Regions from separate parts of the Homo sapiens genome. Here region 1 is linked to region 2. Evidence: chromatin contacts called from ENCODE Hi-C or POLR2A ChIA-PET data. All regions are on one chromosome and are shown on one strand. The core of a region is the stretch at or near the end of the contact, and the rest is flanking DNA. Distances in the headings are between cores, read along the strand shown. Region 1 overlaps DOCK2 (dedicator of cytokinesis 2). Region 2 overlaps DOCK2 (dedicator of cytokinesis 2).

Region 1 (3,118 bases), core at 465-2,964, 34 kb before region 2:
GATGCCAGCATGGGCTCTAGCCACCAGGACCCTGAACTGGAATAAGTGGGTAAGTCATGATCTTACTTGTTTTTATTATTCTTAAATGTATGTATAGCTCACATTTATTTTAATGTATAATATTAGAAGTGTTTTGGTCTTTATTTAGAAGTATGGCGATATTTTATGGTGATATTTTAAGTTAGGAACTTAACTCTTGTTTATATCAATTAGCCTATGGCAAAATTGGTTTTGTTATACATCATTTCACTTAAAGTTACGGTTCCCAAGAACCTATGGATGACAATAAGTGAAGACGTACTGTGTAGTGTTTTCTTCAATAGACGATATTACCATCTTTCAATGAAGGCAACTGGTCCTTTCACCTTCAAACACCTATCCCAGTGCCAGTTACTGGGAATACAGAGAGAAAACACACACTCTTTACCTGAAGTCAGGAAGCTGGTGTTACGTAAGCACAAGGAAAATCTTAGAGAAGCACGAGAAGGAGGAGAGGCCCCTGAGATCCCGAATACATGGATTCTCAGTGCTTTTGTTTGGCTTATGATGAAACAAATACGAACAGGGAGGAAACCGTCAACCTGCCCAGAAGCTGCCAGCACACAAGGCCCAGAGGTACTTTATTGGATGCCAAATTCTTTTAACACACCATGAGAAAAGAAGTTGACAACTTTCCCATGCATTTTGGAAGGTGTGTTAGAACGATTCAACACACACACACACACACACACACACACACACACACACACACACATTTATTGGGTTGGGGGAGCCTTAAAACTTACAAATCTAACCAGAGCTGACTCCGTCCCTCCTCAGTCATAGAGCAGAGTTTACAGCTAGGGGAAGGTGGCAATCACCAGGGCAAACTGGGCTCACGCTGGATGGGCAAGAGCCACATGCTTCTTAGCACAGCAATGCCAGGGTTGCTAGATCCAAAAGGATCAAGGCCAAAGCCATGGTGGAAGGGGAAATACATGACCCCCAAAGTAGATTAGAAGACGCTGGGTCTGAGAAAAAAATAATGCTCACCTTGGCAAGGTGTGCCTTACTGCTTCGGTGACCCAGAAAGAAAACTGGTTAGAGCTCTCTCTGGGAGGGCAAATGCAACGGGATGAATTCCTGCAGCCTACACTCTCTACGGGGCCACAGTCAGTCACCACACCTCCTCCACACCTGGAACCTGAGGGGACTGAGTGGAGAACTGCCTCCCTAGGAACTGGCTGGTGTCTAAGCTGATGCGAGTTGTTCAGGCTTAAGAAGAGAGCAAGGGGAAAGGGGGAGTTCCTCTAGGGATGGGGTGAAGCAGAAGATTTTAGAAAAGGGGCTGCATGGGATGATGCGGGGGTGGGGTGGGGACAGAACAAATGAGAGACAGACAGAGACGGACAGGGAGATGGCTGGACCTGCATAGCTAGAAGCTGGTGGGGCAGAAAGCCTGAACCCATCTGAACCTCAGCCACCACCTAATCATCTTGTGAGTTCCTCTAGAGCTGGCCCTAGGAAATTATCCCACTGTCCCAGCAATGAGCCAGTGTGAGCCATTGGACACCACCACCAACAGCTCACAATCGCAGGCACAGTGATGCCAGGGAGCCAGCAATGGCAGAGATGTCCCCTCCCCCCAACCACAGGCACCACCATGAGCACAGGCAGTGAAACTGAAGCCCCACCACCCCCTCCCTAAGTCACTGAAGTGTACCCTTTAAGCCAGGGAGGGACAGGGCCACACTTTCAGTGCTAACAATTGGTAAGTAAATTGGTATGTGGGCAGAAAAAGCTGAACCAGGGGTTCTATCTTAACTCTTCTACTCAGTAGCCTTAGAAGAGCCACTTCCTCTTTCAGGGCCTTTTTTCCTCCTCTGTAAAATGGATCAGGGGTGGTGGTAATTCAGGTCAATGTTTGTACTGTATTTGTTTTTTATTTTTGGAGTAGTTTTGTTTAAAGAGCAGCTTTAGGTTCACAGCAAAATTGAGTCAAAAGTACACAGTTCCCATATATCCCCTGTCCCCACCCACACGTGGCCTTCCCCACTATCAACATCCCTCATCAGAGCCAGATCAATTTTTCACGTGATGCTAACTGAAATAAGCCAGGCACAGAAAAACGAATACCACATACTTCTTTAGACTTAGAATTTTTTTGCTGAAAATTTTCTTGGATATATAGATAGATAGATTGGTAGATCAGTAGACTGACAGAGACATAGATACAGTGAGCTATTCTAAGAAGCAGGGAGAAGTGGGCCTGCTTGTTATACACCCAAGGTGAAGCCCCTTCAGGGTTTCTCTCAATTGCTGAATTTGACTATCTCTGGGCAGCTGGTTGCTAACATTCCTTTCAGCTCAAACACTCGATATGCCCAATGTGCAAATTCTTTAATGCACACACGCATATACAATCCTTCGTGTAGCTCAAAATGACTCTACCAGGCAAGTAGGGCAGAGCAACTGTTTATCAGTCTCATTTTACAGAGAGAGAAAGTTAGACAGGGCTAAGGTAGCAGGAGCTGCCCCCAAAGTCTTACAGGTGTTGCCTTCCTGACTTTTGTGCCTACAATTTTGAAAGGACTGAGTAAAAGAGAGAAGAGTGCAATAAGAGCACACTGCTGAGTGTCCTCTCCATCCCAGTTCTTCCAAATCCTCGAGTGCAGCCCAACCAATATTTATAAGAACAAAAATATTACTACTCACTACTGAACACTGTGGACACAGAGACCATTTAGTATGGGTGTTAGGAGCCTATGTTTAAATCCCAGCTTCCTATATAAATCTCAGCTTTAGCACCTGCAAAGAGGTGATCATAACAGCCCTTGTAAGACAGTGTTGATGGGAGGATTCATGAAGGTAATGATATATGGTTCTCAGCACAATGCACCTCTGTGTGTTAGTAAGAACTCCAGAAATAGTAACTGAGGAGCCAGGTTCCCACCATCCAGGAGCACTTGTGGCAGTGGAAGGTGCTGAGTGCTGCTGCACAGAGTAACTCAAACCCTGAACCCTAGGTTACAGTTAGCTTAGGACCACAAACCTCAGGAGGGAATGTGTGCTCACGTATCCCCTCATTCAAGCTTCTCATTTGAGAAATGAGGAAAATGAAGACGGAGGGATGAATTCA
Region 2 (2,933 bases), core at 45-2,544:
TATGTCAGGGGCCATTGCTTTCCCTTCCTTCATTTCAGGAGTTAACTTATTACCTTAAGCCTTTGTTTCTCTGATTATAAAATCCCTACACTGTAAAACATGTAAACCTAACTGAAATACATAACTTAGAAGGTGAGACTCCTCATTAATCCAACCAGGGAGGTTAGCTATTGTCAAAGTTTTAATGGGTATCCTTCTAGGGACTTTCAATGCCTATAATAATATACAAGTGTAAAATTGCATAGAACCAGTCCCTCATGTAAAACCAGTCTCCAGGTACCTGCCTGTTATCAACCCCTTCCCCCAGCCTTAGGAGTGTTGCTCTGCTCAAGGCTTCTCCAAACAAATGTTTATCACCAACCGTGAAATATCCGCAGCCTAATCTGTGGCATCCAGTGTGAAATGCACAGAAGAGTGCTCCTGTCTCCAATTCAGATAAAGAGAGTCTCTCCTGTCACAGCCCTACACGCTCAAAAAGCTCCTCAGTGTGCCCGGGCCTTGGCAAAGGTGCTTTCCTAGATAAAGCACTGACACACTTAACAGGTTTGTTTGCTCCTCAACCACAGAGCAGGCCAGCCAGTCACAGCCCCCTCAGCACTGTCTCTGCAAAATCCCCATCCTTCCCCTCACCCTTCTTTCCCGTCTTTCTACTTCATTTCTGTGGCTTTAAGTGTGTGCCTCTTCTGTTTATCTTCTTGAGTGTCAATCACTCTCTTTCTCTCCTTGGGTTTCTATGTCTTTATATCTAGTTCTCTCCCCACCCTCCCCCTGACTTCATCACTCTCTTTCTGTCTTAGTCACTCTCTGTCTCTCTTTCTTTCCTTCTTTTTCTAACTAACCCCCTCTCTAAAGCCCTCCTGAAGTCAGAAGCATAAGTGAAGTCAGTGCTGAATGTTCCCGTTGGTTATGGGGACTCAGCAATTGCTGCTGACCTTCTGGGTCCAGCTCAAGGTCACAGAGACAAGGAGTGTTGAAGTGGCTACGTGCCTAGGGCTCCTCATTCTCTTCCTCTCCCTAGTTCCATAGCTCCCTCTGCTAACTCACCCCCACCCCGGCTTTTACACAGCTCACTCCTGAGCCTTCTTGTTCTGCCACCAGAGATAACTGCCACAGCATATATATTCTAGAGTCAATCTGCTTTGGGTTCAAATCCCCACTGCCCGGCAGGCACTTTATTACAAACAACAGCAAACATTACAGAGCACTGCTCTGCTCCAGGCACCTTCCTGGATGCCTGTGAAATCACTCACTCCTCACAACCACAGCATGAGGCAGGCACTAGTATCACACCCACTTTACAAATTAATGAAGCTCACGCAACATGCCAGAAAACACCAGGCCAGTGAGTGTCAGAGCCAGAATTCAAAACTGGCCATCAGCTCCTGAGCCCAGCCTCTCAGTCTCTTTGCACACTGCTTTGCTCTACACTTTACTGCCCCCTTAATTCCCACAAGCCTTGGGCAAAGTGTAAACCATAACAGTACTGTGTCAGAGGATTGCGAGGATCAACCCACATGGGAAGTTCTCAGCATGGGTGCCTGGCCCCAGCAGATGTTAGCGCCTGCCGTACTGTTGTCAGTTGGAAGAGTAGCATGATTATCATTGCTCTCATCCCCACTTCACAGATAAGGAAACAGAAAAACTCTCAAGAGGTTGAAACTTGCCCAAATGTCATCAAAGTAGAAAAGATGGGACCAGAGTACCCTGTCCTTGACCTGGCTGAAAAGAGAGGATCCTAATCCAGCATGGTGGTGGTCAGCCTCCCCATGAGATCACACTGTTTGTCTTTCTTTGTGCCCACAGCCACCAGCAATCCCTAATGGACTGTCCACTCATCATGCCTTTTGCCTTGAAGTCTGTTACTCTTCCATGAGGCACAGCTGCCTGAAAACGCTGAATGAATTCCATCACCATGGCTGCTACTGGTCTAGAGTATTGAACCTGCCCACTGTGTCTCCCACCCACATTTAACATCCCGACCTGGCTTCCCAATCATTTACAGACACATGGGCTCTTTCTGTAGGGTGTACCTGTGTGTGTGGTGGGGAGTTCTGCCCAGGTCCTCCTGGGAACCACCTGCTCCTCCAACAAGGCTGGGCTCCAGCAACACTTTCCTGCTGGTTGGCCTGTCCAATCCTACCCTCCATAACTGAATGGCCCCCTGGCAGTTCTCCTTCTGGAATTTGTCATTTTTAAGAAAGAAACATAAAAACAGGCTTTTTTGGAGTGATCTTAATGGCAGCACTCCAGGGGGAAGGGTCATGAGCTCCTGCTGAAGAGATCCCTGAGGCTGTCCTGGTTCCCAACTTCTCTGTGTCTCATTATTTAACTTTTTTTTTTTTGATTTTATGAGCTGCACAAATATCTTTAAAATAAACTCTCCTTTTTGCCTAGACTAGCCCTGGCTGGTTTTGTTGCAAACCCTCACTAGTCAGAACTTGGCAGAGTAGAGCCAGCTTCTTCCTGCAGCTCCCCTGAGTTTGAAACCAAGAGCTGCTGGGAAGTCCGGTGAGCATTTAGTTCTTGCTCTTATTGTACAGATGAAGAGACTCAGGGCCAGAGAGGGCAAGTGACTTGGCTTCACCATCTTATAAATATTATGTGACTGAACTGGAAGGAAAAAAGATTTTTAGTCTGTAAGACTAAACCAAGGCTCTGCTCAACTTTAAATTTTGTAGGAAACTAAATTTGATTTTCACGAGAAAGAGAGCAGTGATCTGCTCTAGGTCACAGACTGTGCCAATGATATAGCTTGAACCAGAACCTGGTATTCTTCTTCTATGTTCTCAGCATCTAACAGGGGAAGGCAGATAACACAAATCCCAGGAAGCCATGATTAGGGGCCTCCACTCCAGTGGGAATCCAATCTGCTCCTTGCTATTCATGTCACAAGTTAAGGGTCTTGACACCACACTTGAGTCCAGGGATGAAAA

What was found. A loop is a pair of places that touch in the nucleus more often than their neighbours do. ChIA-PET counts read pairs that join two places held with the same protein, here RNA polymerase II (POLR2A).
Region 1: a map with no recorded cell type shows a loop between it and region 2 (4-fold over the local background). The contact joins two enhancer-like sites. A Hi-C loop is called at or near these places in 1 of 37 single-sample maps with no recorded cell type. POLR2A ChIA-PET finds 5 or more read pairs at or near these places in 4 of 52 experiments (BJ, CD4-positive, alpha-beta T cell, GM12878 and 1 more).

What each region holds. Positions count from the first base shown.
Region 1 is chr5:169,777,932-169,781,049 of GRCh38, reverse strand. All of the region lies in intron 25 of DOCK2 (dedicator of cytokinesis 2), which reads right to left. Among named protein-coding and RNA genes, the nearest start is that of DOCK2, 140 kb to the right of the region's middle. Within about 2 kb of position 1,714, at least 3 of the 41 ENCODE cell types and tissues checked have a DNase peak (open chromatin) inside an H3K27ac peak, as active enhancers do; they include GM12878, where a contact is called at or near this core.
Region 2 is chr5:169,744,017-169,746,949 of GRCh38, reverse strand. All of the region lies in intron 22 of DOCK2 (dedicator of cytokinesis 2), which reads right to left. Among named protein-coding and RNA genes, the nearest start is that of DOCK2, 110 kb to the right of the region's middle. Within about 2 kb of position 1,294, at least 3 of the 41 ENCODE cell types and tissues checked have a DNase peak (open chromatin) inside an H3K27ac peak, as active enhancers do; they include GM12878, where a contact is called at or near this core.